Regions from separate parts of the Homo sapiens genome. Here all the other regions are linked to region 1. A link is a loop called in an ENCODE intact Hi-C map of the cell type or tissue named here. Cell type or tissue: adrenal gland. All regions are shown on one strand. Region 1 has its middle 40 kb from the start of MIR8071-2. Region 2 has its middle 94 kb from the start of FAM30A. Region 3 has its middle 27 kb from the start of FAM30A. Region 4 has its middle 38 kb from the start of TMEM121.

What was found. A loop is a pair of places that touch in the nucleus more often than their neighbours do. Peaks named below come from ENCODE experiments on the same cell type or tissue, not always from the same donor. Only the 100,000 strongest peaks of a DNase experiment are listed, where the experiment ranks them.
Region 2: a loop joins it to region 1, with 4 times the contacts of the local background. A loop is called at or near these places in 12 of 110 quality-filtered maps.
Region 3: a loop joins it to region 1, with 4 times the contacts of the local background. A loop is called at or near these places in 32 of 110 quality-filtered maps.
Region 4: it touches region 1 in a loop (4-fold over the local background); 30 of 110 quality-filtered maps call a loop at or near these places.

Annotation. Positions count from the first base shown.
Region 1 is chr14:105,679,084-105,681,583 of GRCh38, forward strand. It overlaps IGH. Among named protein-coding and RNA genes, the nearest start is that of MIR8071-2, 40 kb to the left of the region's middle. In adrenal gland, no CTCF peak of the experiment used is centred here; a DNase peak (open chromatin) is centred at 1,120.
Region 2 is chr14:106,010,715-106,013,214 of GRCh38, forward strand. It overlaps IGH and IGHV4-4. Among named protein-coding and RNA genes, the nearest start is that of FAM30A, 94 kb to the left of the region's middle. In adrenal gland, no CTCF peak of the experiment used is centred here; a DNase peak (open chromatin) is centred at 1,077.
Region 3 is chr14:105,943,696-105,946,195 of GRCh38, forward strand. It overlaps IGH and the pseudogene IGHVII-1-1. Among named protein-coding and RNA genes, the nearest start is that of FAM30A, 27 kb to the left of the region's middle. In adrenal gland, a CTCF peak has its summit at 1,460 (motif pointing left); a DNase peak (open chromatin) is centred at 1,456.
Region 4 is chr14:105,563,604-105,566,103 of GRCh38, forward strand. No RefSeq gene overlaps it. Among named protein-coding and RNA genes, the nearest start is that of TMEM121, 38 kb to the left of the region's middle. In adrenal gland, no CTCF peak of the experiment used is centred here; no DNase peak of the experiment used is centred here.

The DNA of each region.
Region 1 (2,500 bases):
AGCGGACGGCAGAGCGCGCCTGCCTGGGAGCCCAGGAGGCTGCCGGGCCAGGGACCCCGGGAACCCCGGGAACCCCGGGAACCTCTCAGCAGCAGAACTGCAGTGGCACAAGACGGCCACCAGGGGGTCCCGAGCCGGTCTCTGGGGTCCCTGCTGGGGTTGAGGGGCTGTGGCTGCAGACGCGGACCTGGCAGGGGGACCCGAACCCCAACAGGGCCCTGACCGGCCCCAAGGCTGAGCCTGCCCTGTCCCACCAGCGCCCAGACCCCGATGTTGGGCCGGGGCCTTCCTTTCCTTGTCCCGGCCCTCTGAGGTTCGTCCCCGGGGTGTGAGCTGATTCTGAGCACACGGAGGCCTTCCTCCTCTCTGGGGCTCTGGAGCCCCTGGGGGCCTGCAGGGCCTGGGCCTGGGCCTGGCTGCTGTCCTCTGTGCTCAGGAGGGCTTCTCCCACCCACCCACTTCCGGGCACAGCCCCCAGCCCCACACCCAGCCGCCGGGAGGGCATCCCCAGGGGAGGACCCTCTGCTCCGGAGCCGCGTCCCTTGTCCTCCAGGGACAGTGGCCGGAGGCTGGTGCCTCAAGCTCGTGCGCCTCATGCAGCATCCCGTGGGTCCATTCGCGACCATAGTGAAGACCCGCAGGCCCCAGGCCCGAGCCGGCTCCCGGGCAGGCCGCGTTCTGGGGCTTCCGCGGGGACACTGGGCCACGCCAGGAGGAAGGGTCCTGACCAGGGTCAGGGAGCATCGGATGCTGCCGGCAGAAGTGGGGGGCGCGGGGCCCCACCGAGGAGCCCAGGCCAGCTTCCCCATCTGCCCCAGGTGCAGCCTTGCAAGGCCCCCAGGCCACAGCGTCCCCAGGTCACAGCGTCCCCACACCCAGGGAATGCAGGACTTTGGCAGAGGCTGGGATCCCAGACCACAGAGCCCCACAAGCTGATGCCTGTTCGCGGATGCCACAGCCACCTCCGCGGCAGGCGCTGGGGAGGGGAGGGGATCACAGTGCTGGACACGGACCGGGCCCCAGCCCTGAGCCCAAGGCAGAGCCGGGATCCGGCCCCGAGAGCACGCCTGGCCCTGCCCCTGGCCCTGGCCCTGCCCCTGCCCCTGCCCCTGCCCCTGCCCCTGCCCGTGCCCCTGCCCCTGCCCCTGCCCCGAGCCCGGGAAGCGCCGCGTGGTCGGCGGCGTTCGATGCTGCTGTCGGCCACACGGGGGCAGCAGAGCCTCAGCGGCTGCCGCAGCGGGTCCAGTTTCCGGCCGCCGGGGTTGGGCTGGCGGTGCCTGGGGGTCCTCCCCAGAGGCCCGCGTGTGAAACGTCCGAGTGCGCTGGGCGCTGGACACGGAGATGGGTGCTTGGGCCACGGGCCTGGGGGACCCCACACGGCCGGCTAGGCAGGCCCAGACAGCCCAGGGTGGGGGTTCCATGGGGGCAGGAGGGGAGAAGCCTGGGCTGTGGAGCAGCTGGGACGTCCGGGGAAGGGCCTGGGGGTCAGAGGGGCGGCTCCCGGGACAGGGAGGCACGTGGAGGGGCGGGGTTTGTGGCAGCCCCGGAGCCGCCTCTGAAGCTTCCATCTGCAGCCTCCTGTGGGGCCGGGTCTGCTTCTCTTGCTGGGCACCCACATCCACCCCCGAGGGGTGTGCGACAACCCCCATTCCAGCCCACTCAGATGGTCTCTAGCCCCTCCCGTCACAGTGAACCCCGGTGTCGGTGCGAGACGCCTCCGTGTATTCCCGGACGTCCCTCTGCAGGCCCATCCCCACCTCACAGACAGTCACACCCTTCCAGGCCTTGCCCCATCCCCAGTCCCTGGCCTCACCATCGCATTGCAGGGAGGCGGGCATATGCAACCTCCATGAAATAAAGCCCTAACGGAGAAGGCCAGAGTGGGAACTTCGTTTCCACCAGCAGGTGGGGCAGACACCCTGGCTAGCCCCGGGGAAAACCAGTAAAAATACTGGATTTAAATCCCTTCGAATTCTCCTTTCTACAGGCAAGCTGTTTAGTGAGAAAGAAAGGGCCCTGCAAAGATCCTCCCCAGGTGGACGGGCAGCCCCCAAGCCTGTCTTGAGCTCCCGGACGCTGCTCCTGGGGAAGGGCCTGCCGAGGACAGGGGCCAGTGGGAGCCCCTGCCTGACCACAGGCTGTTCTGCAGCCCAGGTCAGGAGCGCTGGTGCCTGCCGTGTGGGGTGGCCCTGGTCCTGACCGCCTGGGGTCCCAGGTGGTCCCGGGTTGTAAGAGTCTGTGGTGCTTGTGAAAAGCTTGCACATCCTTCCAGGGGAGACTCGCGCGTGGGGCGAGGGCAGGAGCAGGAGCTCATAATCACACAGGAAAACAGGAAGCCCTGAACCCCGGGCTCGGGAAGCGGCGGGGCGTCAGGTTTGGAGGGGCTTCGTCTCCCACCACCTCCCCATTTGCACCCCCAGTCCCTGACCCGCATCTTTCCTCACCTGGTCACTGTCCCCCACCCTGTCCCCCACCCTGTCCCCCACCCTGTCCCCTGTCT
Region 2 (2,500 bases), 330 kb after region 1:
GGCACCTGGACCTTATGGAAGACTAAGAAGAAGAGAACAAGAGCCCGGCCCCAAATATCTCCTGGTTTAAGGTCAGCTTTAGTGGGATTTTAGAGAGTAGAAGACACAGGGGTGACGCTGGAGTGGTTTTCTTTGGGATACTTGGGGAGCAGCAGAAGGTGGGCCGGGATCAGGACTCCATCTGGCTGGTTCTCATGATCTACATGGATTCTCATAGTGGAAAGTGAGAGACATGACCTAGAACACAGCCCCCCAGGGCTGATCTCAGAGAAGCCTGCTAAGTGAATGACTCAGCAGAAATGTGGTGGGGTTTTCATCTTGGATCTATTTTTCTTTATAAAAATAATCTGAGAGATGTGTCAGCCTCGGTGGGCTGCTTCTCCCTCCAGGAGACGGAGCTAACACAATTGTATCTGTGAATCTGCTTGGCTTTCCATCAGAAGATACCACAGACTAGGTAGTTTCAAATAACAAATATTAATTTTCTTATTGTTCTGGAGTCTTGACGTCCAAGATCTGGGTGCAGAAAGGGTTAGTTTTTTGAGAGCCCTCTTCCAGGCTTGCAAAGGGCCACCTTCTCATGCAGCGCGTCCCCACATGGCCTCTCCTCTGTGTGCATGTGGAGAGAGAGGCCTCTGATGTCTTCCACTTCCCATAAGGACAAGAGTCCTACTGGATTAGGGTCCCACATTTATGACCACAGTTAACTTATTTGCCTTCTTAAAATCCCTCTCTCCAAATACAGAGCCACTGGGATTGGGGTTTCATCACATGAATTTAAGAGCAGGACACGATGCAGCCGATGACGCCAATCAAGAGATGGTGGGAAGCCTTGAAATATTTTTTCAAGAAGGTAAAATGGGCCTTGTGGGAATTTGTTGAAAAAAAGGTGCCAGTGACTGTTAAAACCTTAATGGTAAACAGAGAAATTTCTCCCTTCTTTCTTGCCTGCAGCGAGGATGTGAGGAAGCAGAACCACAGATAATAAAGAAAGAGGAGGCCTGGGGACAGCTGAGGTCCTGGCGAGGAGGGAGAGCACTGAGCTGATGAGGAAGCCCCGCCCTCCCTGCACCTGCTCCAGACCCGGCCTCTTGCTCTGTGGGCCCCGCGCGCCCCCTGCTGGCTCTGAGCAGCACCTGCGCCGGTCCCCTCCGCCTCCCTGCAGGGAGGTTTGTGTCTGGGCTCACACTCACCTCCCCTCACTGTGTCTCTCGCACAGTAATACACGGCCGTGTCCGCGGCGGTCACAGAGCTCAGCTTCAGGGAGAACTGGTTCTTGGACTTGTCTACTGATATGGTGACTCGACTCTTGAGGGACGGGTTGTAGTTGGTGCTCCCACTATGATAGATTTCCCCAATCCACTCCAGCCCCTTCCCTGGGGGCTGGCGGACCCAACTCCACCAGTTACTACTGCTGATGGAGCCACCAGAGACAGCGCAGGTGAGGGACAGGGTCCCCGAAGGCTTCACCAGTCCTGGGCCCGACTCCTGCAGCTGCACCTGAGACAGGACCCCTGTGAACAGAGAGACCCACAGTGAGCCCTGGGATCAGAGGCACCTCCCATACCCCCATGTCTGCAGCCTTGAGACACTCACATCTGGGAGCTGCCACCAGGAGGAGGAAGAACCACAGGTGTTTCATGTTCTTGTGCAGGAGGTCCATGACTCTCAGAAAGTATTTCCCATGTGAGCTGGACCCTGAATTTAAGGAAATGTGTGGTGGTTTCCTGTGGGTGCCTAAGTGAGGATTTGCATGTAGGTGGTGCCTTTGTATAAAGAGGTGAAAAGGGATGAGGGAGGCCCCAGTCTTTTAGGCTCGCCCTGGGATGAGGATGCTTGCTTTGCCCTTTGAGAACTCAGTTCTCTTCCTGGGGCCTCAACTAGCCATGCCCTGGCTCCTCTTTTCCCAGGTGAGGAAGTAGATTGGAACAGCAGCTTAACGTAATAATCATGTGAGTTCAGACACACCAGGATTCACTTAATGTATAGTTCGGGACCTCCATCATGTTTAGAGGGAATCTCTCTGTTCTAGGGAGTGGGCCATTTTTTTAAAATTTTTAAATTAAAATAAATTTTTTAGATGAACTTTTGCTCCTTTGCCCAGGCTAGAGTGCAGTGTCCCGATCTCGGCTCACCGCAACCTCCGCCTCCTGGGTTCAAGTGATTCTCCTGCCTCAGCCTCCCGAGTAGCTGGGAGTACAGGCACGCACAACCACCCCCGTCTAATTTTTATATTTTTAGTAGAGATAAGGTTTCACCATGTTGGCCAAGCTAGTCTCAATGTCCCGACCTCAGGTGATCCACTTGCCTTAGCCTCCCAAAATGCTGGGATTACAGGCCTGAGCCACCATTTTAACTAAGGCACTGGGAGCTGCCCTCTGAGACCTTTTGAGTCCTGGAATTCTTTCTGAGACCTTAGGAAAAACTCGTGGGACATATCTTCATCATTCTCAATGTGTGACCCTGAGGATGTGTCCTGACCTCTGTACACTTCTGTGTG
Region 3 (2,500 bases), 260 kb after region 1:
GATTACTATCGGATAAAGGGTTACTGATGTGGGAAGTTTTCCTACTTTATTATCCTTTTAGGTTCCTATGTGATACGGTTTGGCTCTGTGTCCCCACCCCAATCTCATCTCTAGTTGTAATTCTGATGTATCAAGGAAGGGTCCAGGTGGGAGGTGATTACAGGCATCTGCCACCACGCCCAGCTAATTTTTGTGTTTTTAGTAGAGACAGGTTTTGCCATGTTGGCCAGGCTGGTCTCAAAGTCCTGACCTCAAGTGATCCGCCTGCCTCGGCCTCCCACAGTGCTGGGATTACAGGTGTGAGCCACTGCACCCGGGCTCCAGGCTACACTTGAAGCATTTCTTAGGTTCAGTTCAGAGCAGCCTTTAGTCCTGAATTAATGTGGCACCACTACTCACGAGATTACTTCGGAAGATTGCTTGAAGCTTTACATATCTCAAGGTCTTTCCACCCTGGCTGGGAGAACACAAACAATGCTTTCCTTGTGTAGGCTCTGTGTAGTTTTGGGTCCACAGGTTTCTGGTGATTTCCCCCTGATATCGAGTAGTTTCTTTTCATGCAGGCATAAGTCAGGCATAAGTCAGTTCTCAGCCCCAAACCTGAGGGATCCCCCTCCCTGCGGCAAGTCTCCAGCTGTTCTCCCCCCGCCCCACCCCGGCCCATCCTGGCTGCACAGCAGCCTGCTCCCCGGTGCTCCTCCCCTCGGGCTGCTGCTGCCTTGAACTCTGCTCTCTGTCCGCTCAGCTCACTAAGCCTTTCCGTGTGTCCTGGCAGCTGCTTTCAGGCAATAGCAGGATTCGTTCATTTGTTTTTCTTTTCTCAGGGGTTATGATCCTGTGATGCTTGTTTCCAAATGTCTGAAAACTACTTTTTCAAAACATTTCCACCTCAGTGTTCTATTTGTTTAAGGAATGTGGGTAAGTGCATTTTACCCACAGGGCTTGAACCAACATTCAAAATTTTATGTTAGAACCTGTTAAAGACAAAGGGCAAAACTGATCACAAACTCAAATGCAGGACAGTTGCACTGCGATTCTTTTTTCGTTAGGTTACAGCCCTTATGTGTTGTACTCCGCGGGCGCAGGCTGAGAGCCGTCTGCACCTTTGTTACTGCGGCCCGACGCCCTCTTGCCAGGGCCACAGCAGCATCCCCCGGGTCACCGAGCCGGGGCTTTCCCACGTGCCTCCTTACAATTGCTATGTTTCTGCAAGCAGAGGCCCAAGGAAGTATGAAGCACTCCTCAATATCTAAATTAGCTAGCAAAACTCTACAGGGTGATTAAAAAAAAAAAAAAAAAACAACTGTGAAGGTGAGAGGTGCAGTGAGTCCTTGGCAGAGGCCGTTTGCTCAGGGAAAGTAAAACCAATGACCTGACTCAACGCGGACACGTCTGCCCCGCCCCCTAAAACCTGCTTCTGGGGCCGCTGTGTGGTCTGGAGCGCCGCCTGGTGGTCTTGTGCTTCCCTGCAGGGAGGTTTGTGTCTGGGCTCACGCTGAGGTCCCCATTCTGTCTCCCACGGGAATGTGCGGCCCTGCCCTTGGCCATCACGGAGCTCAGCTGCAGGGATAACTGGGCCTTGGATGTGTCTCTACAGATGGAGAGTTGGCCCAGAAAGGCTGGGCTGAAGTGTGTGCTGCCCCTGGAGCTGAGGTGCCCCAGCGCCTTCCCAGAGGGCTGCTGGGTCCAGGCCCAGAGGTCTGTGAGGACCTCACCAGCCCTGGGCATGACTCCAGTAGCTGCATCTGATGCAGGACACTCAGGGACAAGAAGCAAAGAGATGAGTCACAAGCGGACACCACAGCCCACAGCCCCCGTTCTGAAATCTCTGAGACACTCACATGGAGGTACAGCCATCAGGCAGAGGACGACACACAGAGATCTCATGTTTTCCTCAACAAGGGGCTCGACTTTCTCAGTGGCCTCTCCAGGACAGAACAAGAAAAAATAACTGGCTGTCTCTAGTTTGAGGTTGCATTTCGCTGGGTCTCTGGGATGGAAATGTGTCTTGTGTCTTCAGGAGTCTGCAGGGCAGCCGCTGCTGTGACTCAGGTAGAAACTTCTCTCCCCTGATGTCCTGGCCCCTCGTTATCCCTGCCACAGTGCAATCAGACTGGGCACCGCTTTAGGGAGAAACGGAGGACATGGAGTGAGGGCAGGGTAGTGGAGACTATTGAAGAGAGTCAAAACTCTCCAGGGGTAGAGACGCCTCCAGGACCCCTTGGCATTGTTTTCTTCACTTTGCAGGAGTAGGAAGGAGCTGAGAGTCTAGACAGAGCCTCAGATGCACAACCCTGATTTGGCATATCGGGGAGCAATCTCATCAGCCCAGGAGAAGGCCCAGGAGAAGGGGCAGCTCTTTGTGCCTCTGCAGAGAAGCGGCAGGGACTGGGAGGACATTTTCCCTGCCCAGCAGGTGGTGCTGCCTCCTTGTTCCCTGCCTGGCACAGCCTCGGGGTGCAGCTGCTGGCTTTCCCAGGGTCTGTGGAGAGCGTCTTCT
Region 4 (2,500 bases), 120 kb before region 1:
GTGTGTGAGGGTGTGTGTATGTGTGTGAGGATGTGTGGGATGTGTGTGGATGTGTGGGAGTGTGAGGGATGTGTGGGGTGTGTGGATGTGTGGGAGTGTGAGGATGTGTGAGGGTGTGTGGGGATGTGAGGGTGTGTGTGGATGTGTGGGGATGTGAGGGTGTGTGTGGATGTGTGGGGTGTGTGTGGATGTGTGGGGTGTGTGGGGTGTGTGTGGATGTGTGGGAGTGTGAGGATGTGTGGGTGTGTGTGGGGTGTGTGTGGATGTGTGGGGTGTGTGGGGTGTGTGTGGATGTGTGGGGTGCTTCAGAATGTGTGTGGATGTGTGGGAGTGTGAGGATGTGTGAGGGTGTGTGGGGTGTGTGGATGTGTGAGGGTGTGAGGGTGTGTGTGCACGTGTGGGGTGTGGGGTGTGTGTGGATGTGTGGGGTGTGTGGGGTGTGTGTGGATGTGTGAAGGTGTGAGTGTGAGGGTGTGTGGATGTGTGGGGTGTGTGAGGGTGTGTGAGGGAGTGGGTGTGTGGTGTGTGAGGGTGTGTGTATGTGTGTGAGGATGTGTGTGGATGTGGGGTGTGGGGTGTGTGGGGATGTGTGGGAGTGTGAGGATATGTGAGGGTGTGGGGATGTGAGGGTGTGTGTGGATGTGAGGGTGTGTGTGGATGTGTGGGGTGTGTGTGGATGTGTGGGGATGTGAGAGTGTGTGTGAGTGTGAGGGTGTGAGGGTGTGTGTGGGGTGTGGGGTGTGTGGATGTGTGGGGGTGTGTGGGGATGTGAGGGTGTGTGTGGATGTGTGGGGTGTGTGGGGTGTGGGGTGTGAGGGTGTGTGGGGATGTGAGGATGTGTGGGGTGTGTGGGGTGTGTGTGGATGTGTGGGGTGTTTGAGGATGTGTGTGGATGTGTGGGAGTGTGGGGATGTAAGGGTGTGAGGGCTTGTGGGGATGTGTGGTGTGTGTGAGCGGCTGTGTGCACTGGCCGAGTTGCCTGCTGCTGTCCTGGCCTGGGGCCAGGCGTGTGCCAGCTCCTGTGTTTGTTGTGTGCCCGGCGTGTGCTGGGTGCCCGAGTCGGGCTGGGTGTGTCTGGGTGTGGCCCTGGGGTGTCCCTTTCTGGACGTGTGTCTCCGTGCAGAACGGAGGTCCTCGTGTTCCCAGAAGGAAGCCCCCAGCCCCAGGCGGGTGCCTGAGAATAGACCTGGGGCCTGTGGGCGTGGCAGGGCTGCCCCTCGGCTCCTCATGGACCCCCCGGACACCAGTCCCACCCTGTGTCTGTGATGCTCACTCTCTGAGCCTTCCCTGACCCCATGTGCCAAAGCCTGGCCCAGCAATGCCACGTGTGCATGTGTGAGCGTGAGCTTGGCAGCGGGTGGGAGAATGTGTGCGTCAGTGTGTGAGCGTGAGCACGGCCTGTGCTTGTCTGGCTGTGGGACTGGGGGCCTCTGTGACGCTGTGAGCCCTTGTGGACCTGAGTGTGGGCCGTGTGAGCTGTGTGCACGTGGCTGTGGCTGAGTGTGAGCCTCTGAGTGTGTGTGTCTGTGCCGTGTACCTCTGTGTGTCTATATGTGTCTGTGTGCCTCTGACTTTATGTGTGTCTGTATCTATCTCTGTGTGTGTCTCTGCGTGTGGTAGCATGTCTGTGCTTGTGTACCTGTGTCTGCGTGTGTCTTTGTCTCTGTGTGTGCCTATGCGTGTCTGTGTGTGGTAGTGTGTCTGTGCTTGTGTTTCTGTGTCTGTGTGTCTCTGACTCTGTGTGCCTATGTGTGTCTGTGTGTCTCTGTGTGTGTGGTAGTGTGTCTGTGTGTCTCTGACTCTGTGTGTGCCTATGTGTGTGTGTGTCTCTCTCTGTGTGTGTTAGTGTGTTTGTGTGTATTGTGTGTCTTTATGTCTCTGTATGTCTATGTGTCTGTGTGTCTCTGTGTGTTTGTGTGTTCTGTGTGTCTCTGTGGGGTGTGCATGACTATATTTGTGGGAGGCTGTATGTGCAGGAAGGGCCCCCTGAGCATTGTCACCCGGGCTGCACCCTGGGGGTCTTCCCAGGGATCCTTTCCTCAAACTTGAGTCCTCCCTGGAGGGCTTAGGTTCCACTGAGGGGGTGGGCGCGGGCACAGACCCCTCCTCTAGGAGGCTGGGGTGGGGCTGTCCTGCCTGGCTGGGACACGGGTCAGAATGTCCCCCCATGTGGTCCACCCTGTTCTAGGCACAGGGTGTCATCTCCCAGGGTCTCAGCTGCTGGGGTGATGGGCCCCGGACAGCCCCTGGGTGTGGGGTGGGGTCCTATGGAGGCCTCTGTGTCCCACTGAAGATGCAGGGCTGGGGTTGGGCAGGTCTGTTCTGGGGTGGTCTCGTGGGGCAACCCCAGAGGGTACTGAGGCCGGGGTAGGGTTGGGCGACCCCACCTAGGGTCTACGGGCTGAAAGCGCCTGGGTTGGCCAGGCCTGGGCACAGGGGAGGACAGAGGTTTGGTGACAGGTGGGCTGTGAGGGGCCCAGCAGGTGCACGGAGGAAGCTC